Regions from separate parts of the Homo sapiens genome. Here regions 1 and 2 are each linked to region 3. Evidence: chromatin loops called from intact Hi-C (ENCODE). Cell type or tissue: PC-3. All regions are shown on one strand. Each heading gives the region's core, and the rest is flanking DNA. Links, peaks and the distances in the headings are about the cores only. Region 1 overlaps POU2F1 (POU class 2 homeobox 1). Region 2 overlaps POU2F1 (POU class 2 homeobox 1). Region 3 overlaps POU2F1 (POU class 2 homeobox 1).

Evidence for each region. Hi-C counts contacts between places; a loop is a spot of excess contacts. Peaks named below come from ENCODE experiments on the same cell type or tissue, not always from the same donor. Only the 100,000 strongest peaks of a DNase experiment are listed, where the experiment ranks them.
Region 1: it touches region 3 in a loop (12-fold over the local background); 19 of 110 quality-filtered maps call a loop at or near these places.
Region 2: it touches region 3 in a loop (7-fold over the local background); 26 of 110 quality-filtered maps call a loop at or near these places.

What each region holds. Positions count from the first base shown.
Region 1 is chr1:167,337,380-167,347,613 of GRCh38, forward strand. All of the region lies in intron 2 of POU2F1 (POU class 2 homeobox 1), which reads left to right. Among named protein-coding and RNA genes, the nearest start is that of POU2F1, 120 kb to the left of the region's middle. In PC-3, for the core only: a CTCF peak has its summit at 5,675 (motif pointing left); no DNase peak of the experiment used is centred there.
Region 2 is chr1:167,396,260-167,406,493 of GRCh38, forward strand. It overlaps POU2F1 (POU class 2 homeobox 1), which reads left to right. Exons shown (of 16, transcript NM_002697.4): 10 at 27-168; 11 at 1,735-1,874; 12 at 2,927-3,106; 13 at 5,192-5,297. Among named protein-coding and RNA genes, the nearest start is that of CD247, 120 kb to the right of the region's middle. In PC-3, for the core only: a CTCF peak has its summit at 5,199 (motif pointing right); a DNase peak (open chromatin) is centred at 5,232; H3K27ac peaks cover 252 bases.
Region 3 is chr1:167,263,377-167,273,610 of GRCh38, forward strand. All of the region lies in intron 1 of POU2F1 (POU class 2 homeobox 1), which reads left to right. LOC124900412 (a long non-coding RNA gene) reads left to right here. Exons shown (of 2, transcript XR_007066718.1): 2 at 1-10,234. Among named protein-coding and RNA genes, the nearest start is that of POU2F1, 48 kb to the left of the region's middle. RefSeq lists an enhancer at 913-1,002. In PC-3, for the core only: a CTCF peak has its summit at 4,633 (motif pointing right); a DNase peak (open chromatin) is centred at 4,635; H3K27ac peaks cover 544 bases.

The sequences.
Region 1 (10,234 bases), core at 2,773-7,772, 75 kb after region 3:
TAAGAAAGACATACCTTTGGACTCTAATGTGATTTGAGAGGAAGCACAGTTGTTATACGACAGCTTAAAAGGCAGGTGAAGGATCTAAAGCTGGAGAATTTAATGCCAGCAAAGGATGGTTTGATAATTTTAGAAAGATGTTTGGCTTTAAAAATGTCAGGATAACGGAAGAAGCAGCTTCTGCCAACGAAGAGGCAGCAGACCTCAAGTTCTCAGATGCCATGGAGAAAATCAGTGAAGGCCGTCTGTGGTGGCTCACACCTGTAACCGCACCATAGCTGGACCCCATCTCTACCCTCACCCCACCCCCTGCAAAAAAAAAAAAAAGATAAGACAAAAGAAGGAAAATCATTGAAGAGAAAGGATATCTGCCTGAACAGGTTTTTAATGCAGACAAAAGCGCCCTATTCTGAGAGGGAAAAAATGCCACAAAGGACATTGATTAGTAAGGAAAGACATGAAAGCACACCAAGATTTAAGGCAGGAAGGAATAGGCTAACAGTACTGTTTTGTGCAGATGCAATCGGGTTTATGATCAGGACAGCCCTATCTATATCCTATTAAAGACTGCTTTTTGCCTTCTTTTACAGCATGGACCCTTTTATGATATGGGCACTGAAACTAAAGCACATGGTGGAAGAAGGATTGGTAGCATATAGAAACATTTTTAGACAAATGAAAAAGCAAAAAAGTCAGAAATTACAGTGTATTTCCATAAAGTTACACCAAGTGTGCCTGCCTCTCCTGCCTCCCCTTCCAGCTTTTTGTCTTCTGCCATTTCTGAGTCAGCAAGACCCCTCCTGTTCCTCCTTCTCAGCCTACTCAGCATGAAGACAAGGATGAAGATCTTTGTGATGATCCACTTCCACTTAATGAATAGTAAATATATTTTCTCTCACTTAGGATTTTCTTTAGCTTACTTTACTGTAAGAATACAGTATATAATACATATACAAATATGTTTTAGTCAACTGTTTATGTTATCAGCAATGCTTCTGGTCAACAGTAGGCTATTAGTATTTGAGTTTTGTGGGAGTCAGATGTTACATGCAGATTTTCAACTGTTTGTGGGGTCGACACCCTTGACTCCGTTGTTCAGGGTTCGACTGTATGACCTTTCTGTAGCCTAGATCAGCAGTCCAAACTCAGGAATGAAGAAAATGGAACATTGGATTATTGTGCCAAAATAGTATACTATCACCAAAAAAGAAAGAGATAGAAGGGAGTGGTAATATTTTTTATAACATAGTTGTTTGCACAAGGATGCTTCCCTTTGGAAAGATGGTATTTCCCCATTCTTCCCTCTCCTCCACCTTTGGTAAAGTCTATTCTATGTTCTCAAGATTATTCCGTATTGTAGCATGTATCAGAACTTTATTTTTTATAAGATATTCCATTGTATGTATATACTACATTTTGTTTATGCATTCATTTGTTAATGGGCAGCTGGATTGTTTTTACTGTTTGGCTATTATGAGTAATGTTGCAGTGAACTTTGGTGTACAAGTATCTGTTTGAGTTCCGTTTTTCAATTCTTTGGTTTATATACCTAGGAGTAGAATTGCTGGGTAAAACAGAATACAAACTTATTATCTTACAGTTTGGGAGGTCAGAGTCCTAAAATGAGAGTGTTGTAAGTGCTTTATTTCTTCTGGAGGTACTATGGAAAGTCCATTTCCTTCTCTTTTCCAGCTTCTAGAGACCACCTGCACTCCTTGGCTTATGGCCCCTTCCTCCATCTTCAAAGCCAGATGTATAGCATTGTCAAATCTGTTTCCTTCCCTCCCTTTCCTGTCCCCCTCCTCCCCTCAACCCTGCTTCCATCATCATATTTCCTTCTCTAACTCTCCTGTCCCCATCTTTTCTTTAAACACTTACTATCCTGAACTTCATTGGATTTGCAAAATACCTTTTGCCGTGTCAGGTAACAAATTCACAGCTTCCAGGAATTAGGATGATTATTAGGCCCATCTTTGATGGGCTGTTGTTCTGCTTTCCCACAAGATTTTCTCCTAAATTAAAGCTGATCATCTCTATTTTAGATGATAGTTGGAAAAGTAAAGAAGTTGTTTGAAGTTTTACAAGGTTTGGTAGGAAAAAACTAAATCAACTATTTTGATGTAAAGAAATATTGAGGGAAAAAGGAATATTGGACAAACATTAAAGTTTTGCTCACTTTTAACTCAAAGGGCAGACCTCTTTCATCAGTACTCCTGACAGATGGTTATCTGCCCTGTGCCTGGGTTCATGCACTGACACAGAACACAGTACTTTCTAGTGTTATCTGTTCTCTGGTATTACAACTCTGTTTTCTACATTCTTTTGAATTTTGTCCTTAGGAGTTTGTCATCTTTTAAGAAATTAAAGCTCTTCTGAAAGTCATTGTCACATTTTAACTCTTTTCCATTCATTTGACAATTTATTACAAATTAATTTACTATAAAGTAGTAATTTATTATAAAACAATTTGTTATAATCATTTGTACTAGAATATGATGATAGTGGCTAGCATTGATTAAGTATTTACTGGGTGATTTAAACATTTTACATAGATTATCTCATTTAATCCTTATAAAAACCTCATGAAACATTATTTTTCTCTTTTTATAAATAAGGGTCTCTTTTTATAAATAAGGAAGTTGAGGCTCAGAGAGGTTCAGTCACTTGATGAAGGTCACACAGATAGCTATAAAGGGGAGCAGAACCATTCTTTTTTTAAGATGGAATTTCACTGTCGTTGCCCAGGCTGGAGTGCAATGGCACGATCCTGGCTCACTGCAACCTCCACCTCCCGAGGTCAAGCAATTCTCCTGCCTCAGCCTCCCAAGTAGCTGGGATTACAGGCATGCAACCACCATGCCTGACTAATTTTGTATTTTCAGTAGAGATGGGGTTTCTTCATGTTGGTCAGGCTGGTCTCGAACTCCTGACCTCAGGTGATCCGCCCACCTTGGCTTCCCAAAGTGCTGGGATTAGAGGTGTGAGCAACTGCACCCAGCCCAGAACCATTCTTTTACCCTTTGAGCTATGTTGTTTCTTTTTTCTTTTTTTCTTTTTTTTTTTTTTTTTGGAGACAGAGTCTCACTCTGTTGCCCAGGCTGGAGTGTAGTGGCACGATCTCGGCTCACTGCAACCTCCACCTCCTGCATTCATGAAGTTCTCCCGCCTCAGCCTCTCAAGTAGCCGGGATTACAGGTGTGCGCCCCCACGCCCAGCTAATTTTTGTGTTTTTAATAGAAACTGGGTTTCACCATGTTGCCCATGCTGATCTTGAACTCCTGGCATCAAGCGATCCACCTGCCTCAGCCTCCTGCTGGGATTATAGGCATGAGCCACCATGCCTGCCCTGTTGTTTCTTTTTGTCTCCGATGCGCAAGATAACAGTACTAAGTAACATCAGTGAAGTTGAATAAAAGACTGATTTTGTTCTCAATAAATTTATCTTATAGAGAAAACATATATGAAAATGTAATATAACAGAAATTGAGACGATTCATGAGAAGTATATGTGAACCCATGAGAATTCAGTGTAGGGGAAAAGTGTTTCTAGCTGGGAGGATCAGAGAAGGCTTTGGAGAAGGTGGAATTGAAACTGTATCTTACAGGCTGGGTAGGGTTTAAATCATGATGATGCTAGGCAATTTATGTTCAGCATGAAGAAACAGTCAAAGCTGAGATGGGGGAAGAAATCTGTCCTAAATGTCTCTAATTCCTTCAAAAGATTTCCATTATGTCATCTGATTTCTAGATCTTTTATCTTTTAGTCATTCACAGAATTAGACAGTATTCCAATTCTTCAGACTTCATTGCAGCCATTACCATTACCTTTTGCTTATTATTATCTTTGAAAACTTACCATTGGCTTATTATAATTATTTTTATAATGCAGGTAAAAAGGATATTTAAATATATTTTAATATAAATGTTAATATATTTAATCAGATTTTCTGATACTTGTTTTGTAATGTGAAAAGTTGTTTTAAAGCAGCTGACTCATCTGTTGTAATGAATTTACAGTCAATTAACTGTCTTTTTTTCATCTGAATTATGATAGATAGATCCAAGGCTTCCCTATCCTGTCCTTTTTCACTTGCTTTTTTCATTTGAATTGAAAGGGGAGAGTTCCCTGACCCCCCTTGCAGGACATGCGACAGGGAGTGGCTCATATGTTTGGCTGCCCACACTCAAACCTCTTAGAGGAAGGGAAGCACACAGACTGGCAGGTGCAGGAGTTATGGTAAGCACTTTCTGGGCTCTGGCCACATGATAGTGTCTAGGGGTGGGTGTCTGCAACTCCCAAAGCCCAAGTGGGCACATGTTTCAGTGCACTCTTTTAGCCTTGCCATCTACAGACAGCTTAAGTGTTAGCTCAGTGATCCTCTTGGTACCCAAGTCCTTGTGCGGCGTCCAGGAAGAATCAGGTCACACATGGACTTGAAGGATGAATTCAGGGGTTTTGTTGAGCGGTGGAGGTGGCTCTTAGCGGGATGGATGGGGAGCTGGAAAGGGAATGGAATGGGAAGATGATCTTCCCCTAGAGTTTGGCCATCCAGCAGCTGATTTCCTCTTTGACCACCCCCAGTCGAATTCCTCTCAACATTCAGACATTCCTTCTCTTCTCTCTGCCACACCATTCTGCTGTTCTTCTGCTCTACTGTTCATGTCTTCTGGAGCCTGGGGTCTGGGGGTTATATGGAGCCACGATAGTGGGGTATGGCAGGCCAAAAGGCAACTTTTGGGCGCAAAAACAGAAATACCTGTTCCCATTTAGGACCATGGGTTTCCAGGCTTGAGGGTGGGGCCTTTGCTGGGGAACCACCCTCTTCTACCCAGTATTTCCCTGTCTCCTGTTCATATCAAAATGATTTTTCCCCAGGATAGTATCACTATATTTCAGGCAAATGAAAAGTCAAAAGAAATTTGTTAATGTAACCTAATATACATAAATACAATAGTATTTTTGGAATAATATTTATGGGCTTGTATTCCAAAAATACTGTCATCCAAAGTTCCTAGTAACCAGTGATGTTATTAATTCTTTGGGATTTACTAGTGCTATGGCTGGTATTAGGACATTATATGCTCATTTATATTCATAAAAGAGCATGATCAGATATCATTTTCTCCAAGATGAAGAGAAAGAATCCTGAAAGACCAGGGTACCAGTGAATAGACTTGCTATTCTTCATAGTAATTTAACAACTTGATGCCTTGAACCAGCACTAGTTTTGGAAATAATTTCCAGATAAAATACCAGTGTTTTCCAGAAAAGCCTCAAAATAGACCTCAATATAGTTCTTGTTAAACCAGAATGGAGCATTTGCAAATTTCAGACACTTAAGGATTATTTTCCTTTTGAACTTACGTTTATCCAGAGGCCATTTTTAATATTCTTACTGCTTTTATTATTATTTTAAAATTTATTACATATTTTATTGTGTAGACTACATTCTGCCCTGGCCAAGCTGCTCTTATAAGCCTGAGAGTAGAAATACTAATTTTGTTTGGAGTACCTTTATAGCTAATTTTTAATTAGTGGGTCATTGAAAGTGGCTGAAGCATTTCCAGAGAGCCTCAGGAGCTCAGTGAAGGATCTTGGTGGTTTAGAAGCAAATACCAAACACCTGTAGGAAAGATAGACCTCCCTCTAGTGTTTGATTTAATAGATGTCAGTTACAGGATATGGCTTCTACAAGATTCTGATCAGTACGTATTGAGAAACTTGCCCTGGCTCTGCCCACTGGTGCACATGGGGATTTTAAAACTTTAGGTCAGGGGTGGGGGTCAAGGGGGAGAAGGGCGCTATAATTACTGAAGCTGTGCGAATAGGAAGTGACATCTGAATTAAGATTATACTTTTGTTAAATGACTGAATAAGCAATTGATCTTTTTGCCATGAGGTAACCCAGTAACAAATTTAGAATTTTAAAGGTAGTATCCATTTTTGTTCATTACTAATAGAAATTGAGAACATTAAAGAGAGGGTTTGTTTCTAAAATGCTGTTTTCAGTACAGATTATTAGAGATTGTCTATAATTTTCTCCCTTAGAGAGCAGCTTAGTTTTATTTCATGTTACTTTTTTCATTTTTTTTCCTAACAGATATTAAAGAATTTTTGGTATAAAAGAATTTTCCAGCCATGTTATACTTTACATCTTGCTTGAAGCCAAAAACTAGACTACATTATTCTTTCAATTAGATCCATTATATAACATCCTGGCATAGAGCAATGGCAATAGAAGCCAGGGGTCAATTTTTTTTTTTTTTTTTTTTTTTTTTTTTTTTTTTTTTTTTTTTTTTTTTTTTTGAAGGAAGGAAAGGGAGTAATTTAAAATGAATACTTGTATTTGCCTCGGGGCTGGGAGAGATGTGGTAGCATTCTCTGAGTAGGAACTGTACTGTTGGGGAGTAGACTTGACAATGAGATGATGAAACATTTCAGCACTGAAAATGTTGTACTTGGGGTGCCTTGTGGTGCTTGCAGGTGAAGATGTGGGCAATTGAAGATAGAGATAGGTTCCTGAGGAGAGGTGTAAGAGTCTTTAACAGGGAAATGCTACGGGGAGGAGAGTGGAATCAGCCAAGAGGACCAAGGACGGAGCTCTTCTAAGGTGTTGAAAGGGCTGGTAGAGGAAGAGGAGCCCATGCCTTTGTTGTCGAATAGGATGGACACTGACTGCATGTGGCTCTTTAAATTTAAATTAAATTAAATTAAATTAAAAATTCAATTCCTCAATCATACTAACCACATTTCTAGTGTTCAGTAGCCACGTGTAGTTAGTGACTACCATATTGGCCAGTACATATAATAGAACATTTCCATTATCACAGAAAGTTCTATTGGACAGTGCTTAAGTAGACTAAGAAATAACAACCATGGAGATCAGATGTGAATCAGACCAGTGAGCTCATGGAGTTAGCATTTAGTGTGGTCAAGTCCTGCCATAGGAGCCTTAAAATGTGACCCTTGAATTTGACAATTAGTTACTGTGGGCCTTTTAAAGATTTTAGTTAAGTGGTTTGGAAAGAAATTGCTGTGGTTAAGAAAGTGAATGGTTGTGTAAAGGGAATGATAAATGTAAGCAACTCTTTTCATGGAAGCTCTATATGGGGCTATATATATGTATCATAGTGGTTAAGAGCTCAGACCCTGAAATCAAACCCCATGGATTCATATCTTGCTCCTTTCACTTGCTAGTTGTGTTACCTTAGGCAAGTTACTTTTTTCATGTTAGAGTTTTTCTTAGCTGTAAGATGGAGATAAATAATAATCCATCTCATAGTCTTGTTGTATACACGGAAAGCAAGTAGGTATGTGGCACAGTCCATTCACTATCAGTGTTAGCTATCTATTAGGAGGAAGGGGAGGATGATAGAGAAGGAAAGAATGGGAGGGGACGTTAGAAGGGCCTCCTAGTGAAGCAATTTGAATATGTTTAGATGCTAAGGGAAAAGAGCCAGTGTAGGAGGGGAGTGGCAAAGAAAGAACAGATGATGCAGCCATAAAAAGGAATGAGATCGTGTCCTTTGCAGGGACATTGATGAAGTTGGAAGCCGTCATCCTCAGCAAACTAACACAGAAACAGAAAACGAAACACCACATTTTCTCACTCATAAGTGGGAGTTGAACAGTGGGAACACATGGACACAGGGAGGGGAACATCACATACCAGGGGTGAGGGTGAGGGGAGGGAACTTAGAGGACGGGTCAATAGGTGCAGCAAACCACCGTGGTACACGTGTACTTATGTAACAAGCCTGCATGTTCTATGTATCCCGGAACTTAAAGTAAAATAAATAAATAAGAAAGAACAGATGAGTCAGGGATCCATTTTTGAGGAGAGGGGAGGTGTTGGGTTTCAGAGCACGTGGTGGCTGAAGTAGCCTAAAGTAGAAGATTCCTTTTTTTGTTGTTTTTTAGGTGAGAAATGGGAGAGTAAAGGAGATAAAGACAGATTCAGATAGTAAGTTTTCAGGTAGAAGGGAATGTAAGAAAGCAGTCTAGAGAGGATTAGGAACAGTCAATTAGGGATTTCCTTGTGATACAGGGAAAACAAAACTGGGAATAGAATGCAATAAACAAGTCTAGGATTAAAATAAACACTATCAGCAGGATTTGTAGCAAAGTGTCATAATCCAAGTTAGGAAGGCTGACATCAGATAAACTCAGAAGGTAAAGAGCATTCATTGTGTTTCTGAGGAAGGCAGGAAGCTGCTACCGTTTAACTGGCTCACATCCTACAGGGAAAGATGAGCAAGGGAGCCTCTGACTAGGTTGAGAGGCAGAACAGAGATGGAGCAAGGTCAATGTTTGGTAATTTTCTCCACCAACAAAAATATTAATAAGATTTTAGGATATTAAAATAAGGTCTGTCTTTCTGGTTTTCTTGGTCTTCAAATATATTTCATTTATGTTCAATATTTAAGTTATTTGAAAAGTCTCAACAGCTGGTAAGTCATAAGACACTTATTTTTCTACAATTAAGAATAAAGTTAAGAGCCTGGAATAAGTGGCTCACACCTGTAATCCCAACACTTTGGGACATCAAGGCATGAGGATTCCTGGAGCCCAGGAGTTGAAGACTAGCCTGGGCAACATAGTGAGACCCGCATGTCTACAAAAAAAAAAAAAAAAACTTAAAAAAATTAACTGGGCATGGTGGCACATGCCTGTGGTCCCAGCTACTTGGGAGGCTAAGGGAGGAAGATCGCTTGAGTCTAGGAGGTCAAGGCTGCAGTGAACCATGATTGCGCCACTGCACTCCAGCCTGGGTGACAGAGTGAGACCCTGGATTTTTTTTTAAAAAAAGAATAATGTTAATGAAAACCTGTTTTAACTGAGTCTTTCATCCAGATAGACTTAACAATTTAGCAAACAGCCACCTATAGAAATCTTGTCATGCATCACTGATAATGCATTCATCTCTAAGGTGATGTATAAAAGTAATTTTAAAAATACACATACTATTATTACTTAGGAAGTAAAGGATATACAATCCAATCATTACAATCAAGTACAATCACTGTGGAGATTTTTAGCAGATAAGTAATACCTATCCATTCTATAGATCAGCAGCCCCCAACCTTTTTGGCCCCAGTGACTGGTTTCATGGAAGACAGTTTTTCCACAGACAGCGAGTAGGGGATGGTTTGGGGGATAAAACTGTTTTTTACCTCACATCATCAGTCATTAGTTAGATTCTCATAAGGAATGCACCACCTAGATCCCTCGCATACACTGTTCACATTACGGTTCACGCGCCTATGAGAATCTAGTGCCACTGCTGCTCTGACAGGAGGCAGCGCTCAGGCAATAACGCTATCTTGCCCACCACTCACCTCCTGCTGTGCAGCCTGTTCCTAGCAGGCCACAGATTGGCACCAGTCTTCAACCCAGGAGTTGGGGACCCCTGCTATAGATATTCTGTGTCATGAATTTTGATTATGCTTCTTACTTTTGTAGTGGCTTAGAATCTTTCTGTGGTTTTGTTTCTGTGATAAGTGATTCTCTTTCAGGATTTCCATTATCCCAGATTCTTCCCATTTTATGGCAGCTCAGATGGAAGAAACGCTCTCCACACAAACAATCTAAAAAATGAGCAGTAGCTAAGTTTTCCTAAAAGATCTTTTAGCTATTATTTATGTCCTGTGGTTGCTTGACTTTCTGTGAACTTCATTTGGAATTTGTCCTTGCTTATCAAGGTGATGTAGTGATGGGCACAGATATTGTCATTATTTCCTATAGGGTGTCGGAAATTTAGTCTATTGGTAATTTTGCCTTGACTGCCTTAAATTTACTTATAAATAGAAATATGTGAATAATGTATTTTTCCTCTTTATTATGTAGGTTTAATTGAAGTAGTATATTATTTTCATTACACATTAACATGTAGTATAGTACTATCTCAAATATAACTGCTGGGTGATGAAAAATAGCCTTCACAAACTCATGTTCCAAAATTTCTCAGGCCCTTATTCAAGAAATTGTTAATCTTATTTTCATGTGCACTTCTAACAGGGGTGCATTTCATAACAGATCATAAGCAGCCATTTATACAGACGAGGCTGGCTGCTCTAGGAAAGTAAGCCAGTAGAGCAGAAACTGTCAGATTTATACCAGAACTGCAGTCTTTTATTTTCTTTTTTAGATTGAGGTGAAATGCGTAACATAAAATTAACTATTTTAAAATGAACAATTCAGTGGCATTTAGTGTATTCACAGTGTTGTGCAGCT
Region 2 (10,234 bases), core at 2,945-7,944, 130 kb after region 3:
CTTCTCCTGCTCTGTATTGTGTGTAGGGTGATGTTGGGCTCGCTATGGGGAAACTATATGGAAATGACTTCAGCCAAACTACCATCTCTCGATTTGAAGCCTTGAACCTCAGCTTTAAGAACATGTGCAAGTTGAAGCCACTTTTAGAGAAGTGGCTAAATGATGCAGGTAAGTGACTGTATAAGACATTTCTTTGTCATTCATTGGAATTTTACATGGGGATTGTTATATAAATTGGGGTTTATATTTCTTACTCTATTTTTGTTGTTACAGAACCTTGAAGCTTACTAATCCTGGGAGGATCATTATAAATTATGGTGATATAAATCAGAAAGCTGATTCATTTAAATATTCTAGTAATTACAGTATAAATAATTAGCCGTAATTTTTAGCCTGAAATACTCTTGTATTTGAGCCAGGATTAGGAACACACACACACACACACACACAGTTGAAGGAATAGGATAAGTAAGGCTTTTGTATTTAGATAAGCTTGAAGTAGAAGCTTATTGTTTCTTCCTTGATGAATTATCATAGAACTTGTTCTTGCAATAGTTCTGCTTTTGTTATTTCAAATGACCACACATTTCATTCAGAAAAGTTGGACTACTAGCTTTGTCTTACGTTTTTTTGTGCTGAGAGTTCCTTTTGGAAGATTGGAATTTTGAGTCACAGGATCATAGACTATGAAAGCTGTAGGAGTCATGTAGATCCCTTAAACTATGGTTCTTATTGTAGATATGAACAAAAATTAGGCCTTTGGAAAAGACAAACCTGAAACACGCATCCTTGGACAGTTTTATTCAGTAGCTATGGGTGAGGCCTAGGCATCTGTTTCCCAAGTCCACAGATAAGAACCACTGGTTTACTGTTTCCATCTTATTTTACGTGTAGCAGAAACAAACTCAGATGTGTATGACATGCCCAAGGTTATTAAACTGTGAAATTATAGAACCCTGTGATTTAACTTCAGAGAATTTATAAATATTTCATTTGTTTCTTTTCTTTTTACCCTAGATTATACCAATAAAATGAGAGGCCATTTACAAGATAAATATTAAACGTTCAGTAATTTCTAAGAAACTTTCTTCCTTTTATCCCCAGAACTTATAAACAAACAGAACTGGAGACATAGAGCTGAGTTTAAGGATAGGAATAGTAAACCTCTTCTGTCTCAGAAACAGAAATCCAAACATAGTGGTAATATTGTCAACCATCCTAGCAGAAAGAATGCCAATAAGGGCAGCAGAAATATCCATGGTAGTAAATATATATATATTGGGGGGATGGGTGGTGGGTAGGGGGAGACATGGTCTCACTCTGTTGTCCAGGCTGGAGTGCAGTGGCACCATCTCAGGTCACTGCAGCCTCCACCTCCCAGGTTCAAGTGATTCTCCTGCCTCAGCCTCCCAAGTAACTGGGACCACAGGCGCACGCCACTGTGCCCAGCTAATTTTTGTATTTTTGGTAGAGATGGGGTTTCACCATTTAGCCAGGCTGGTCTTGAACTCCTGACCTCAAGTGATCCTCCCGCCTCAGCCTCCCAAAGTGCTGGGATTACAGGTGTGAACCACCATGCCCGGCCAATAAGCAATATTGTAATGTAGGTTATGTGAAAACCTTTTCATACTTGGATGTAGCTTATTTTGTCAGTTTTGTTGTTAATATGCATATTATGCACATGAATCACTGTGCTCAGCTAATTTTATTTCTGTATTTTCTTCATTCTTACAGAGAACCTCTCATCTGATTCGTCCCTCTCCAGCCCAAGTGCCCTGAATTCTCCAGGAATTGAGGGCTTGAGCCGTAGGAGGAAGAAACGCACCAGCATAGAGACCAACATCCGTGTGGCCTTAGAGAAGAGTTTCTTGGAGGTCAGTGAGGATTTTACTTTTCTGTACATGGGATTGTCTGTGTAGTACTTAACATTAGTACTTAGTAGAAACTGTAGGTGGTAAAAGATGACATGTCAGCCTCTGCTCTTATGGATGATTATAAATAGGTGAAGTAAGTAAGTTACTAACATAGGAGACAGAACCAGAGTTCTGCAGGGTTCAGGAGAGACTAGAATCACATCCATGCAAGCACTCAGTATGAGAGAGGTGGCAGCTTACCATAGGATACATAGGAATTAATTCCACAGACTAGAAAAGGTGGGGGGAAAGTACTTTAAGCAGAGGAAATGCATGAGCGTTTCCCCCTCAGAGTGGGGGAGAAACACTGGAGTGAGGGAAACCATAGGGTGTATGAGGAGACACTCTAGTAGATTGGTTGGTTAAATTGTAGTGTCTGTATGCCTGGAATAGTAGTTTGGGACTGGAACACTAGAGACCTTGAGTGTTAGGCTATGGAGCTTAAGTTAATGCAAGAGATATTTGGCAATTATTTTTTTGTACCAGGTAATATCATAACAAAGCTTTTAAGAAAATTTTGACTTCTCTAATTCAGAAAAGACTTGAGCACATTGGGAGGACTCTGAATTAGGAGTTTTTGTCAGCTCTGCCACTTAAACTGTGTGATTGGGCAAATCATGTGATTTCTTTAAGCTAAAGGTCCTTCATTGTGAAATACCTGCCTTTCTTACTGTGAGATCCAAATTAGATAGCATGAAGCATGGAGAAAGGTTAAATTCCTACTAATACATGTGGTTGTACTGGTATTTTGTTAATTTCATTCACAATTAATAGATCTTAAAAATGAAAAACTATAGATATTTAAGGATAACTTATCCTAAGTTAATATGAATAAGTTTAATAGGTGTATGTTCATTAGAACTTCTATCTACACAATCTCTTTGTTGAAAGTGGCCTAATGTGGATGGTCATATGTATCCCAGCTTCATTTTCTAACCTGACGTGATTATGCCAGTAGTTCAAAAAGTTATTGCAAAGGATAGCTTTTGGAATTACATCTTTTCACCCTGCAGAATCAAAAGCCTACCTCGGAAGAGATCACTATGATTGCTGATCAGCTCAATATGGAAAAAGAGGTGATTCGTGTTTGGTTCTGTAACCGCCGCCAGAAAGAAAAAAGAATCAACCCACCAAGCAGTGGTGGGACCAGCAGCTCACCTATTAAAGCAATTTTCCCCAGCCCAACTTCACTGGTAAGAATAAAAAATAGGGAGTGCAAGCTCAAGGGCTAATTTTTGCAATTTTACAAATGACCTGTTAAATCAGTTTATTTCATAATAGTAATTTAATGAATAAATACATCAAATAAATGCATGTAAATTTGTATTTTAGACATTACCAAGGTAATGAAATTCTCATTCTCTCTTTCCTTGTCTCTCGTGCTCTCTCTCTCTCTCTGCTGAGGTCACTGGTCTTGAGGTGCCCCTGCATGGAGGGTGAAATCTCGTGTTGTTATTAACCCAAGAACTTATTGGTCTTGCTTATTTTTTATTTATTTTTCTATTTATTTTATTTTTTTGAGACAGAGTCTCATTCCATCACCCAGGCTGGAGTGCATTGGTGCGATCTTGGCTCACTGCAACCTCCGCCTCCTGGGTTCAAGCGATTCTTGTGCCTTGGCCTCCCGAGTAGCTGGGATTATAGACGTGTACCACCATTCCCGGCTAATTTTTTGTACTCTTAGCAGAAGCAGGGTTTCACTATGTTGGCCAGGCTGGTCTTGAACTCCTGACCTCAAGTGATCCCTTGGCCTCCCAAAGTGCTGGGATTACGGGTGTGAGCCACCATTCCCAGTCTTTTTTTTTTTTTTTTTTTTTTTTTTTTTGTTGAGACAGAGTTTCACTCTTGTTGCCCAGGCTGGAGTGCAATGGTACGATTTCAGCTCACTGCAACCTCCGCCTCCTGGGTTCAAGCGATTCTCCTGCCTCAGCCTCCCAAAGTAGCTGGGATTACAGGCGCCCGCCACCAGACCCAGCTAATTTTTTTGTATTTTTAGTTGAGACCAGGGTTTCATCATGTTCTCCAGGCTGGTCTTGAACTCCTGACCTCAGGTGATCCACCTGCCTCAGCCTCCCAAAGTCCCAACGTGCTGGGATTACAGGTGTGAGCCACTGCGCCCAGCCCACCTATCTTATTTTTTAAAGTGAACAATTTTAATTCTTTCATCACATTTCCATCATACTCTTCTCTGGTATAGTTCATTAGATTACTCTGTAACCATGGGAGTAAATTTGCTGCTGATCCCAGTTATCTCAGAAAATCTTGTTACTTTTTATTCATGTTGAGTCCTAAAGCCCAGTTTATTAAACTTACACTCACGTGATTAAGTGACAATAAGTTACCAGATAACCTTCAGTTCTGAACTTGTATTAAAACAATCATCTCAGGTCTTTTACTTTGAAACAACATATGATCCTTTCCTGTGAAGCCTCATTGAGTAACTTCTGCTGTTTGCATTATTCCTAGACTGAAGAGACATACAGTGGTCGTATGACTCCCTTGGTTTTTAGGATGATTATGAATTTGACTTCTACATTGTCAGGATTCAAAAGATGGGAATATTGTTGAGTTTGCATTTCTGTTCTTTTTAAATTTGGTTTTATTTTATTTGAATGTCATTCCATACTGGCAGGCTTTTTAAACTAAGGTCAGCATTAAAAGCACATGTTAGTTTATGTGAAGGTTGTAGTTGTTAAATGGTGGGCCTGTAGTCATAAAGTTATGAGATAGTTATGAAAAAGATAATTATTAATCAACAATTTTGTTTTGTAAAGGTGATGTTTGTGTTTTAGATTTGTACTAAAAGAAAGACAGTATTTCTTGCAAAACTAGAATTTTTTGTTATTTCAAAACTAATCCGTTTTTTTTAAAAGTTTGCTTCACATTATTTTCATAATTTTATTTTATTAAAACCAAACCTAAGGCAATACTGCCCCCCTACAGAGTCAAAAGTAAAAGTAATACATGTACCCCAGATTCCCTGATCCTGTCAAATAGTTTTCTTATTTAGGTAAAGTTGATAATTAGTATAATGTTTCTTACCGACTTAGAGTATATCTGTCTCAACGCTATTGAAATTTACGAACTTTTTATTATTTATTTTTAAAACCCAGGCAAAGCTATCTGTGATATCAGTGAACAACCATCTTCGAATAGCAGCTTTCCAACATAGGATGTCAGGTGTCTCAATTCCAAGATCAAAGAAAGACTGTAAAATCATTTCCTCTTTAAGTTTTGATTTTAAGTGCTTTGTCCATGTTTTCATTTCTGACCTCAAGGTGGCGACCACACCAAGCCTTGTGACTAGCAGTGCAGCAACTACCCTCACAGTCAGCCCTGTCCTCCCTCTGACCAGTGCTGCTGTGACGAATCTTTCAGTTACAGGTAAGCAGCTGCCAGGCCATGCACCTGCTGAGCACATGGGAGGCCCGTTTTGGGTTATTATAAGAGTCTACCATTAAATTGTGAATTAAGGCCCTAACTAAAGATAGGTGTTGCTCATAAATATCAATTTTCTTTAAAGTAACTCCTTTCCTTAAAAGCCTTCAATAGCCGTGGCTTTTTGCATTCAGAAAAACCTCCAAGTTTGTCAATTCGTGAAGGTTATTTCCGGTCTGAACCTGATCTCCCACTAGTCTTTTGCCTACGCACCCTCAACACACAGGAGGCCTCCATCCATACCTTTGTAAACATCCCTACAATGGAAATGTCCATCTTAGCCTGCAGTTCTTGATCTGTTACTGATAAAACTATACCAGCTTGTATGTCAATTTTCTTGGAAATATTCTTTAGCTTTCCCAGGAAACTATTCATTTCCATGTACCTGTATTATAAATGATTTTATTTTTACACACCTGTCTTTCCCAATAGACTGCACTTCTCAAAAGATTTGATTATTCTTTTTGAACTCTTGATGCCTAGCTCAGTGCATGACATACTCACTATAAAATGAATGTTTTTTTTTCCTTTGGCCTCTTTTAAATAGCAAATTTTCCAGATAAATTTAAAATCACTTAGCATTGTCATCAGATGTTTTTTAGTGATACATAGTGCATAAGACATGCTGTAATTATTCACCAGGTTGGTTATTTGCTAGTACATCATTGGGTAGATTAATGATATTTCATAATGAAGCTTGATTTAACCTAGAGGTAGGGACTTTTATTTTTCTCACCCATGTTTTAAGTTTACAATGCCTCCTTGGCTCTATGACCTACCCATGATGTAAAAATTGAATAAATGGCTTTATATTATATTAAATTTCTACATTATTAGAACATTTTGTTTATTGTTTTCTGCATCCAATCATCCATTAATTTTTGCTTATGTTAAACAGTACTTCTTGACCTCTTCTGGATGTTGGACCTTTTTAAGAATTTGAAAGCTACAGACTTTTCCTCACACAAAATAGACATATACACAATTTTTAGTAAAATTTAAGGAGATTTATAAATGACAGCTCCCATCAACCTCCCACTCCAAGGCTATTTGTGGATACCTACAGGTTCCAGTTTTAATAACCTTGGTTCAAGAATATACTTAAGAACCTTGGTTAAGAATATATATAATATTGAGCACTTCCACTTAATAAGCAAACTGTTAGTGATTGATTGGCATTGTGTTGGGCACCAAGAATGTGAAGAACCATCTCTGAGGACCTTGTTGTCCAAATTGACTGCCAGTCACCTGGTAAATTATGAACTGAATCCTACCTTCCCAACAAATTATATTGCTTTAGGTCTAAAAATACCTGTCTCTTACAGAAATTTTGTTAATAGTTTACACATTAAGAACAAATAGCTTTGCAGTTTTCTTAAAATATGGGGAAAATCAAAGTAATTTTAGAGAGATTTTAATACTCAAAACTAGCTAAAAATTTGCATCAGTTTTTGATACTTCTTACCACTCACATTTTCTTGAACTCTTACTCAGCCTATTTATGTGGATCTATTTGTGATTTTTTTCTGACACGTTGATAATTTTTCCTGGAGTGAATTTTTTTTAATTATTAAAAACATTATTAGGAAATTCAAACAGGAAAAACAATCACAAGTACCATTTTTATTTTCTCTTTAAATCCTTTTTATATGTACATGTATGTACAGTTTCAGTAGTATTTGTGCAGTACAGTATTTGATTGCAGCCTTGTGATACTCTAAGCAGAGGACTCAGGCTCTGCCTGGACACCTGACCCACAAAAACTATGAGATAATAAATTGTGATGATTTAAGCTGCCGAATTTGTGTCATTGCTCCTTGAAAGAGAAGAAGAGTCAGTGTCAAGTGGGTTTTCTTTTCTTACTCTTTTATCAGCCGTTGCTCAAAACCATGCCCCTTTTTAATTTGTTTTTCCTCTTTGGACTGTAACTTTCTTGTACAGCCTCTTTTCCTCTGATATTTTTATACTGCCTTCTTTTTTTCTCTGTTGAGAAAAGTAGCATGTTTCTTTATCATGTTATTTATTAAAGACGGCCATTGTCTTAATCATACAACTTATGTAATGCAATCTGCTTTCTTCCTGAAGACTTTCTTCTTGGGATTTCTATGATTGCTTATTTTAAATTGTTTTCCTTGTTTTCCTGAGTTAGATCCAATGTTTCTCAGATGCCCTGTCATCCTCTTTGATTCCTTTTTGTCTGGAGCACGTTCTCAAGTAATTTTATTTAGAAAGGTTACATGGGAGGTAAAACTTCTAAATACATGTATAACTGAGAAGTATTTATTTTGCCTTCACAGTATTTTTTGGAGTTTGTCCAGTTACAAAAGTATTTTTCCTTTGAATTTTGTTGTGTTTTAGCATCTAGTGTTGCTAGTGAAAAGTCTGATTTCAATCTCTTTTTCCTTGTTTTTTCTCTCTGTAAACCTTAAGGGTTTTTTAAAATCTTATACTGTTCTAAAATTTCACTACAAGGTTTCAAAGAAGGGGCCTTTTAAAACTTGCCCTCATTGGCCTTCAGCAAGCATTTTCAATGTGAATTAATGTATTTCTTGCACTCTGGTAATTTATCTTTTTTTTTTTTTAAGTTAGGATTTTTTGGCATTCACTCTGTTTATTCATTTTGTGTCATTTGTAATGTGCTGTTGGCTTTTTTCATTGTCTGGTGATTTTTGTAGTGATGAATGCAAGATTACATTACTTATTATCAGTAGCCTGTAAGGGTTTTTCCTGACATTGTGTAGCTTCTGTTACTCAAGAGTCCCCTCCCCTGAATGGAAGGGCTCGCGGTGAGCTGTGAATGTGAATAAAGAACTGCCAAACTTTATTTCAGCCTATGAACAGGAAGCAGGCAGGCAAGCGAGGCTTTCTGTCATACTTTTCCAAAATGAGGGGTATCTTTCCTCATGCATGCAAGTACCTACACTAGAATCCTTAGCGTTCCATAGTCAGATTTTATTTTCTTTCAAGAGTAGGTGACTTTGGTTCTGTTCATTTGAGAGGTCTGGTAGAAGGAGGGAAAGGCCCACTGTGAGAGCTATTATGTGAATAGCCCTTGAATCACCCTGTTCTCTGACCCTATTTCCATCTACCTCAGTATCTGACAAATAACTCTGAGCTGGGACTCTCTGTGAGGCTCCATCAGAGTGAATAATTTCCTCCTCTATCATAGTCTTCTCCTGTGCCCTTCTGGATTATGGTTGATTTCTCCACCATCCAGTTTTATCCTTTTTCTCATTTCTGCAAATCTGTCTAAATCTCAAAACCTCTGATACCTGTCACCAGAGCTCTTTTTCCCTTTTGTATCTCTTTACTATTATTTGGAATAGGATTTTAGAAATGAAGGGAAAAACCATATCCTTAGCACTATCTTCTAAGAAAAATCATGTTTGATTGATGTGGTCATCTTATTTTCCCATAGGTACGTTTGACACATAATAGGTCCTTGGTAAACATTCTAAAATAGATGCAAGTGAGCATTGCCATACTCCTCCAGAAAGACGAGTGTTCCATTGTGTCTCAAAAACTTGTAAAAATTCCACAGCCCTTAATAATCTCAACCAAACATGCCCCGCCCCCAATTCATTTTCCAAAATATTTTTCATAGTGACAAAATTGTTGATTCCTCAGGAAGATATAGCAACTATAATTATATAGCCACCTTAACAACAAAGGCCCAAGATACAGGAAACAAAAAGGAATAAAATTCAAAGAAGAAATAGACAATTCAACAATAACAGTTGCAGACATAGTATTTATTTGAGCCACGTTAAAAAAAAAAAAATTCAGGCCATGTGCAGTGGCTTATGCCTATAATCCCAGCACTTTGGTAGGCCAAGGTGAAAGGATCGCTTGGGTCCAGGAGTTCAAAACCTGCCTGGGCAACATAGTAAGACCTTGTCTCTACAAAAAAAAAAAAAAATGAGCAAAATTAGCCAGGCGTGGTGGCACGTGCCTATAGTCCTAGCTGCTCGGGAGGCTGAGGTGGGAGGGTCACTTGAGCCTGGAAAGTTGAGGCTGCAATAAGCTGAGATTGTACCACTGAACTCCAGCTTGAGAACAGAGCGAGACCCTGTTTGGGGGAAAATAAAAAAAAGCCGTGAAGGATATACAACATTTGAGCACTATCAACCAACTTGTTCTAACTGCCATCTGCAGAACACTTGGTCCAGCAACAGCAGAAAACACATCCTTTTTATGTACACATGGAACATCCATCTCCCAGGATACTTTTAGCCATAAAACAAGTTTCAGTAAATTAAAAAGGATTAAAATCATACAAAGTGTGTTGTCTGATGACAACTGAGATAAACTAGAAATTAACAATAGAAAGAAATTTGGGAAGTCCCCATGTATTTGAAAATTAAAACATGCATCAAAGAAGAAATAACATTTCTCCTCTATTTTCCTATCAGGCCGGTATTACCCAGATACCTAAGCTTAGATAAATAGCACAAGAAAAAAAAATTACAAACTCATATTCCTCGAGAAAATATAAACCAAAACTCTCAAAAGAATCTTAGCAAGTCAAATCCAGCAACATACTGAAAAAATCGAACGATTATATACATCATGGCCAAGGAGGATTTATCTCCCAGGAATGTATGGTTAGTACAATAACTGAACATCAATTAATGTAACACATTATAATAGTAGAAGAAAGGACAAAAACCACATAATCATCTCAGTGGATACAGAAAAGATATTTGTAAAAATCCAAAACCCATTCATGATGAAAGCTGAAATACAAAGGAACTGCCTCACCTGATAAAGAGCACTTACTAAAACTCTCCAGCAAATAGAATACTTAATGGCAAAAGACTGAATACTTTCCCCACTAAGATTGAGAATTAGGTAAGAGTGTTTGTTTGCTCTTGTGGACTTCT
Region 3 (10,234 bases), core at 2,103-7,102:
GGGCGTGGTAGCATATGCCTGTAATCCCAGCTACTCAGGGGGTTGAGACAGAATTGCTTGAACCCGGGAGGCAGAGGTTGCAGTGCGCCAAGATCGGGCCATTGCACTCCAGCCTGGGCAACAAGAGCGAAACTCCGACTCAAAAAAAAAAAAGGCCCTATTCACCTGTTGGCTTCTAATTCAGATTTTTGCATTTAGCCTCTTCAGTGAGTTATGTACCACAGATAGATATAAACTTCCAAAAACACAGTTCCGATTGGTATATTTTACTACTCAAAGCCTTCAGTATCTCTCCATTTGGCTGCTGAATAAAGTCCAGATTTCATACCCCAACAGTCAAGGCCCTCCCTCATTCATCTCTCCTACTACTCTACTCTCTGGCTGTTTCAGACAAACTATTCTTAAGACTCCTTGTGATTTCCTACTTCTTTGTCTCATTTACTCTAGTTCTTGTGACCTTCATAGAGTCTTAAGAATAAAAGGGAGGGAAGATATGTTGAAATCTTGAGAACACCTGTGAGTAGGTCATATGTGGCAGAGCTGGGATGAAAGCTCTTCTATTACTTGTTATTTTTTGTAATTGCTATGTGCCAGGTATTGTGGCCAATCCTGGGTTATGATGGTAAGTGAAACAAAAGTGATCTCTGCTCTTTATACCTTATGGTCTATAGAGACAAATATTAACCACTATATATAGTAAACCAATGTTGCAATTACAAACTTGGATGGGTCCTATCAAGGAAAAGTACTTTGAGGTACTTTAAGAGAAGATAATGGGCAAAGGGAGTACAGCTAATTTATAGTGGTATGTCAGGAAAGGTCTCTTTAAGGAAGTGTTTTTTTTTTTCTTTTTTCATGCTGCCCCATGTGATTAAGAGGAAATGAATTTTAAGCTGAGAACTGACATATGAGAGCATGTAGGTAGGGCAAAGAGTGGAGAAGGGCATTCTAAGCAGAGTGAGCAGTATGCACCAAGGCCCCCAAGTGGAAAGGAATTTGGGGTATTAGATGACCTCAAAGGTCAGTGTGGCCAGAACATATTTTGATTACTGAGGAGTAAGATGAACCTGGAGAGTTAAGGAGGAACCAGATCATATAGAGCCTTTTAGACCATATTGGATTTTGTATTTTATATAAAGTACATTGAAAAGAAAATGGCAATTGAAGGGCTTTTGAAGAGTGACACAGTCCAGTTTGTGTTTTTAAAATATCACTGTGATTAATAATATATCCAAAATTCAGCCACTTCTTATCTCCACAGTCTCCACCCTGGTATAAATCTCATTTGAATTAGCTAGTCTCAGCTTCCACCCTTCCAGCCCTACAGCTATTCTTTTTTTATCTTTTTTCTTAAGAAATTTTTTTAAAAAAATTTATCATGGCCCAGGCACTCACACCAACAGCCTATTCTAGACAGTTACCAGTTTTTTTCCTTTAAAATGTTAGAGCATGTCTCTCCTGCTCCAGATCTTCCCACGGTTTCCCATTTTACTCGGAGTAAATCTCCGAGACATGCTCCCACCTCAGGGCCTTTACACTTGCTGTCTCGTTTGCCTAGGATGCTTTTCTCACAGATACCCATGTAGTTCACTTCCTAACCTCCTTCAGGTCTTTATACAACTGGTGAATCCATACCAGACCCCATCCCTGCCAGTCCTTCCCTACTTTATTTTTCTCTGACTTTCATACTAGAATGTAAATTTCACTGGATAAAGAATTTTGTAAGAGAGTCCTGTACTGATCTATTCTCAGGATGTGTAATGCTGTATATAACAGGCATTCAGTAAGTATTAGTTGAATGAGTAGCTTGGTGGAGTCTAGAGTAGCAGCTGAGAGAACAGTTTAAAGGGTCTGAGTCTAGATGAGAGATGGTGGCTGAGACAAAGATTGTGGAAGATGCAGAGAAGCAGGGGATTCAAGATACATTTTAGAGATAGAATTAACAGGACAGTTCACAATGATAAGATAACTTAAGTTTTTGCCTCACAAGTTTAGCGTTTCTTCTATTAAACCATTATGAAATGTCATTGTTAGCTAGTAATTTAAGTTAGTAATTAGGTTATTCAGAGTCATTGATTTAGCCTGTGTCTAAAACCAAGCAATGTAGATGGCTGCCAAATTCACTAATGGCAGCAGCATGTGGTGAAGGTTAAAGAAGATTTGATAACTCTTTTAGGTATTTAAAATATTTGTATATTTTTAAAAATCAAACTTATGAGACAGTGCATGCAGTAGTGAAATGTATATATATAGCTCATTTGAGGAGTACTCTTAGGGTTGTGGTTCTCAAATAGGGACAGTCTCTTGCCGTACCCTCCCCCACCCCCCAACATTTGGCAATGACTGGAGACATTTTTGATTGTCACAACCTGAAGAATGGTGCTCATGGCATCTAGTGATTAGAGGCCAGTTATGCTGCTAAACATCCTGCAATGCACAAAGTCAGTCTCCTCCCCTCTCTGCAAAGAATTATCTGGTCCAAAATGTCAGTAGTACTTAGGTTGAGAAACCCTACCTTAGGTATTAAAACTCAAGCTTCAATTTATGTCAATGCTAAGCCTGCAGCTACACTGTTAAATCCACAGACCTGTATACTTCTACAACTTGTTGTGTATACAAGGTGTGATTAGAATGGTTGCACTTTTAAACAAATATAACTGACACACTTGCATGCTTATGCACAGAAATCCAGTTGAAAGCTCCACCTTCACAATAGTTCTCTTGGGAAGAGTTTGCATTTATATGATTCTGCCATTTTTTTAAATTTATTTTAAGTTTCAGGATACATGTGCAGGACCTGCAGGTTTGTTACATAGATGAACACATGCCATAGGTTCTGCCTTTTTTATAGTTGCCTTTGAAACCTGGAGCATACCCTTTAAATCTCCTTAATGGTACCAAATTATCTTCCGAAGGTGGATTTGGAAATATCCAGTGCTTTCTGAATGCATTGTGATGGGTGTAATCAGGTTGGGTAGTAATTCTATTGTAAGGTGAAATTGAGATATGGCTATAAAATAATAATTGGTGGTTTAAAAGTAGTGCTTTTACAAAATCTTTTCATCGGTAATTAAGTGTGTCATAATCTCAATTTGAAGAGGTATGTGCAGATGTTCTAGAATTATTAAAACAAAATCAGTATCAGAATGTCAAATATTTAAAAGATTGTTGTCTGGGATCAAGGGAAACAGCCACTGTCACATAATATTGGGAAGGTACTTTGGCACAATTTGGTAATACTATTAATTTTTTTTTTTTTTTTTTTTGAGATGGAGTCTCGCTCTGTTGCCAGGCTGGGGTGCAGTAGCATGATCTTGGCTCACTGCAATCTCCACCTGCTGGGTTCAAGCGGTTCTTCTGCCTCAGCCTCCCAAGTAGCTGGGATTACAGGCACGTGCCACCACACCCAGCTAATGTTTGTATTTTTAGTAGAGATGGGGTTATATCGTGTTGGCCAGGATGGTCTTGATCTCCTGACCTCATGATCTGCCTGTCTTGGTCTCCCAAAGTACTGGGATTACCGGCGTGAGACACCGCAAAATGTTCATATTATTTCACTTAGGAATTCTGTCTCTAGCCATTTGTTTACAGACATTTTTACACCAGTAAGGAAAGATATGAAAAGTGCTGTTTCTTGGAGGTTTGTTTGTAAAGTGGAAAAATTAGAAACAACCCAATACCTGTATTAATAGTATTAGTATTGTGATCAGTATTATTGATCACAAATCATTAGTATATCCTTGAAGTAAAATACTATACACCACCAAAAAATGAAGGTATAATGTGTACTGATATAAAAAGAGCTATCAAATATATTAAATGGGGTGGGGGGAAGGAAGCTGTAAAAAGGAAAAAAAAAACCCACAAAAGTAGTAGGTATGGCATGTGATACCAAACTATATATGCAAGACATGCATAGAAGAGAGACCTGGAGGAATAAATACTAAATGTAATGGGAATAGGATAGTTTCCTATATTTCAGACTTGTTTGATTGTATTGTAATGTTTTACAATCAGGAAAAAAAAACTAAAACCGTGAGACAGTGATCTTACTTATAACTAGCTCTTTTAAGATTTTGAAGCAGTCCTTTGTATTAGTACATAGCTACCGATCTTTCTGCAGTTCTGTTTTTATATTAATAAATACCTAAAATTGGCCAGAGATTCCTAGGGCATTGTTCTTCATCTGAAGTTATTTACTGCTTTAAAACATTTTAAAATTCTTCATTGTGAAAGTATCACAGTTACTGTGTCTTTTTTTTTTTTTTTTTTTTTTTTTGAGATGGAGTGTTTGTTGCTCTGTTGCCCAGGCTGGAGTGCAGTGGTGCGATCTTGACTCACTGCAAGCTCCGCCTCCCAGGTTCATGCCATTCTCCTGCTTCAGCCTCCCTAGTAGCTGGGACTACAGGTGCCTGCCACCAGGCCTGGCTAATTTTTGGTATTTTTAGTAGAGATGGGTTTTACTGTGTTAGCCAGGATGGTCTTGATCTCCTGACCTCATGATCTGCCTGCCTCGAGCCTCCCAAAGTGCTGGGATTACAGGTGTGAGCCACCGTGCCCGGCCTACTGTGTCTTTTTTAAAATCTTGGGCTTTGAAATACCAGTGTGGTAAACTGCTAATCTGTGTTTACCCTGCAGGTGGCGCTGGTGGTTTTGTGGTGTTCTTCAGCGTGACTCAAGTAAAATTCCCTTCAGCTGGGAAATCACTTAGATATTGGTTCTGCTTGTAGAATGTTATCTTTCATGTAATCTGTTGAATATCAGACATTTTCTTACTATTATTTCAAGAAATACATGTAGCAGGAAAAAATCTACTAACAAATTATTAGGATATAATTATATTTTATACCTTATTTATCTACTTTATTATTCATTACAATTTCTGGGAAAATTAAATTTATTTCAGCAGTTCATTACTTTCCAACTCCCTTAAAATTCCAAAACTTCATCAAAAAACTGGCAGTAGAACTAATTTTTTCAAATTAATTCTCTTTGAAGTCTTTCATTTTCCTTTCTGTTTGTGTGTCTGACTCCCCCTTTCTTTCTCTCAGTCTGTCAAGTTCAAGAGCAGCTCAGATGCCATGAATTAAGTGGAGCACAAAAGGGGGAAAGGAGACCCTTTTGAAGAACAAAGGCCTCCCATTAGGCTGCCATGTTCTTTTTTGACCAAAAGTGCACCCTACATGGTTTCTATTGTTGTCCACATGCCCTGCACATAAGGTAAATACAGCAGATCCTCATTACCTCACGTTTTCCTCCTCTTCCTCCTATGCCACACACAACCAGTGAAGCTTTGGGTCTTTGATGTCTTTAGGCATTCTTATACAGTTGCTTTATCTCCTTTTAAAAACCTACAGGGGTAGAAGTGGAAGTGGAGAGCAATGCACACCGAGTAGTAAAACCTCACAAGAAGGGAAAATGAGCTGTTAGAGAAGCTGCAACCCAGGAATCCAGGGCAAGTGGAAAGATCCAGAGATTTTACTGTTGTTGTTCTCTATTCTCTGTCTTTTAATCCTATAGCTTAAAAATCCTGTATTTTTAAAGTAATAACTTTGATTTACATTCACTATAGTTTTTCCTCCCTTTGTCCGTGTAACAAGACAGGCAGGTGGGAATAAATTTAATTGCTGAGAGCAGTTCATGTAATGATCAGAAATTCTTGCTAATCTGCTCCTACTTATTGGATGTTGGCTCTTTGGTGTCATGGAGATGGCTTTACTGTAGGTTTGTTGTGTTGCATTACTTTTCATTGGGATTGAACTGAGAAATAACAAACAAGCTTTAAGTGGGAAATTAAAAAAAAGAAGTAACCTATGTAGATCCAAACTTAAAATGTGAGAAATTATTGAAATTTCATTTTCTACAAACTTGAAATTAGCCTGCTAATTGTAAAGTTGTTTTAATAATGCTGACAAATGTCAGTTACGTTTGCAAAGGAGTGTATGGTTCTAGGTATTTGCCTACTGTTAACCGTTGAGAAAAACATTGTCAGGTTAGCAAGTCTATTGAAATAGAGACCTCCTTAGTTTACAGCAAAGAATAAATAGCTGATGACTGGAGATTGGGACTAAGGTTTTATTTATTTATATTCTTTGAAAGAAATCGGACAGTTAATAAGTGGTTTGTGGTAGAGTTGAAGGATGTCTGAGAGATGGAAAGAGAGTGACAAAGGAGGAGAAGGAATAGTATTTCTTTTTTAGTATTGTTTTGAAATTAAAACTCTGTTATTTTAATATGGTAAAGAGCAAGAGTTGGGTTGGGCGCGGTGACTCACGCCTATAATCCCAGCACTTTGGGAGGCCGTGGTGGGCAGATCACCTGAGATTAGGAGTTTGAGACCAGCCTGGCCAACATGGCGAAACCTTGTCTCTACTAAAAATACAAAAATTAGCCAGGTGTGGTGGCACATGCCTATAAATCCCAGCTATTTGGGAGGCTGAGACAGGAGAAGCACTTGAACCTGGGTGACAGAGGTTGCAGTGAGCCGAGATCCCGCCACTGCACTCCAACCTGGACAACAGTGTGAGTCTCTGTCTCAAAAAAAAAAAAAAAAGAGTAAGAGTCGAACTTAGGACAACGTATGTTTTCTTTTTTTTCTGACGTTGAGCTAATGGTGGGCAATTTGTGACTTAACATTTAGTGACCACCTTGAACTCTCCCTGAGTTTGTGGGTCTGCCCTTTTAGGATTATAGAGGTGATTCAGTGGTGTTAAAAACAACATTAAAGGGATTAAAGAAGTAATTCCTTTGTAGGAACAGTAGTAACATTTTATTTTGAAAATTTCATGAGGAAATTTTTAGTATTCCTATTTTTTTCCCCATATGTTCTTCAAATAAATATACATAGCACATTCAACATTTTTGGTCCTAAGAATTTCTTATATTAAAATCTGACTAGCATAGCTGAAGTTAAAAAAAAAAGGCCTGTTAACTACTTGAGGAAATGTTTTGACTCTTTATGGACCCTGAATATTGCTTTTCAGGAAGTATTCCTTGTTTTGTTTTTTTGGGTACAGCAGTCTGCAAGAAGCCTTTGGTTTATGTACTTGGCAGCAAAATAAAAGGCAAAGAGCTTCTTGCTGTGTGTTATGTAGGAAATTACCATTCCTGTTGTCTGTGTAGGATGTTCTAAAGATGTAGCCAGGAATCTCAGAGGAGAGAGAGAAGAGACAGAGAGAGAGAGACAGACAGAGAGTCAGACTTGTAGTTCTAATATTTTCTTGCTTTTGCCTCTGCCTCTGGTCATACATTGGATTGTTTTTCTGCTTTTGTTCCTTGGGGTGGCATCTGTCTTCAGGAGAAATCACTCCATAGTCAAACACAGATTGCTGAACTGTGGCATTTTTGCTGTTACTGTTATCCTGAATTTACTGGGAACAGTTTTAATATGGGTGCATTTAAACACTTGTTTGTGGATAGGGAGAGATGGAGAGTGAAATTTCATTCTCTGTTGAATGCTCCGTCTCCTGCCCAGCACATTTCTGCCCCTTCCACATGGTTTTTCACTAACTCCTGAATGTTTCTCTATGCTAATCTGAAAGCTCTACAGCAGAGACTACACATTTATACAGTTCCCCACATACAGGGTCACTTTATGAAATGAATTATTTCTTGACATTTTTCAGGTTTGTGATTGTACCTTTCCAAGCCAGTGTTAACACATTTCAAATATTGTGAAAAGTTGAATTTATGCTAGCATTGTTTTAATTATTTAAATAACTTAACATTTTAGAACCTTGTGGCTTTAGATTTAAAGAGGTATCAAGTCCTTAAAACATTTTCGGTTATTATCCTAATATTAATACAATAATAGTCATTAGACAAATAGTAAATTTTAAAAAGAATAAAAATTAAAAAGAACACCTAACTGGGAAAGTGGGAGAGAAGCCATTTAAAACAATAAACTGAAACTCTTTTCCTGAGTTTCCTTAGAAGCCATTTGGACAATTAATGGAGAGATTTTAAACATTAAATGTATTTGTGACTAAAACTTGCCTTTTCAACAAGACACCCGAACTGCCAAGACTTCACAGGGGTCTCATTGTAGAGAATTAAAATTCAATGATGGTTGAAAGAGAAAAGGCATAATAAGATTGGTCAGACTTCTATATTTATTCAAAGATTGAGCATGAAAAGATTTGGAGCTTTACAGTATTTCAAGGAAGTAGGATGTGTAAAAAGTTGAGATGGGTGGCTTATTTTCTGACATGAGTAGATTTTGATTTAAAACATTCAAGCTGTGCCCTGGGGAGAGGGATGTGTAAGGAGGGAAGGAATCTGATGAAATGAGGACCTCAGAGAGTTTCTGTGGAAGGCTTAGAACTGGAAGTGGTGAATTAGTGAACCATCAAGAAAGAGAATATTTTTATAGACATTTATAAATTTTTATTTCCACAAACATTGGAAATAATGTAGGAATAGGCAAACAATGGTCCTCAGGTCAAATTCGTGTTTTCTGTTTTTGTATGGCCCTTGAGCTAAGAATGATTTCTACATTTTTTTGTGGGGGAAAATAAAAAGCATAATATTTCATGACATTATAATTATATGAAATTGAAACATCAATATTCATAAACTTTTATTGGGATATAACCATACCCATTTGTTTATGCATTGTCTCTGTAATATCTATAGCTGCTTTTATGCTGCAACAGCAGAGTTGAATAGTTGTGGCAGAGACCATGTGTCCCATAAACACTAAAATGTTTACTTTCTGACTTTTTACACGACAGGTTTGCTGTCCACAGAAATAAAAGAATGTCCGCAGTATGTTAGAATGAACAGTATACAGTTTTTTGTAAGACTAGGAATACTTGCCATTAATAAATTCATTTTCTGTATTCTTATATTTGCTTATCAGGAATAAATGCTTTTTTTGGTGAATGGTTTTCATTCTGAAAAATGTCAAAATAGTAAATATTACCTTTTTTTTTTTTTTTTGACAATGCCCCCTTTTTTGGCTGGGAATGTTCTTACTCTGGTTTTGTAAGTATGTTCCCACACATTAGGATTTCAAAAAAAAAAAAAAACCATATTCAGAACTGTATTAGTCAGTTCTTGCATTGCTGTAAAGAACTTCCTGAGACTGGGTAATTTATAAAGAAAAGAGGTTTAATTGGCTCACAGTTCCACAGGCTGTACAAGCGTGGTGGGGGAAGGCCTCAAGAAACTTAGAATCATGGCAGAAACTGAAGGGGAAGCAAGCAGGTCTTTTATGACCAGAGCAGGAGGAAGAGAGAGAAGTAGGAGGGGCTACACACTTTTAAACAACCAGATCTTGTGAGAACTCACTATTACAAGAACAGCAAGGGGGAAGACTACCCCCATGATCTAGTCACCTCCTTCCAGGCCCCTCATCCAACATCGAGGATTACAATTTGACATGAGATTTGGGTGGGGACACAAATCCAAACCGTATCATTCTGCCCTGGCCCCTCCCCAATCTCTCATGTCCTTCTCACATTGCAAAATACAGTCATCCCTTCTCAGTAGTCCCCCAGAATCTTATTTCAGCATTAACTCAAAAGTCCACAATCCAAAGTCTTATCTGAGACAAGGCAAGTCTCTTCCACTTATGAGCCTGTGAAATCAAAAACAAGTTAGTTACTTCCAAGATAACAACACGGGTACAGGCATTGAGTAAACACACCCATTCCAAAAGGGAGAAATCAACCAAAAGACAGGGGCTACAGGCCCTGTGCAAGTCCGAAACCCAGCAGGGCAGTCATTAAATCTTAAAGCTCCAAAATAATCTTTGACTCTATGTCTCATATCCGGGCAGCACTGATGCAAGGGGTGGTCTCCCAGGTCCTGAGGCATCTCTGCCCCTGTGGCTCTACAGGGTACAGCCCCTCGGCTGTCTTTACAGGCTGTCGTTGAGTGCATGTGGCTTTTCCAGGTACACAGAACAAGCCGTCAGTAGATCTACCATTCTGGGGTCTGGAGGACGGTGGCCCTCTTGTCACAGCTCCAGTAGGCACTGCCTCTGTGGCGACTGTGTGTGGGGGCTCCAACCCCACTCCCCTCTACACTGCCCTCGTAGAGGTTTTGCATGAGGCCTCTGCTCCTGCAGCAGAGTCCTGCCTGGAGTTTCCATACATCCTCTGAAATCTAGGCAGGAGCTCCCAAGCCTCAACTCTTGCCCTCTGTGCACCCGCAGGCTTACCACCACGTGGAAGCTGCCAAGGCTTACAACTTGCCCCATCTGGAGCAGCAGCCTGAGACGTATCTGGGC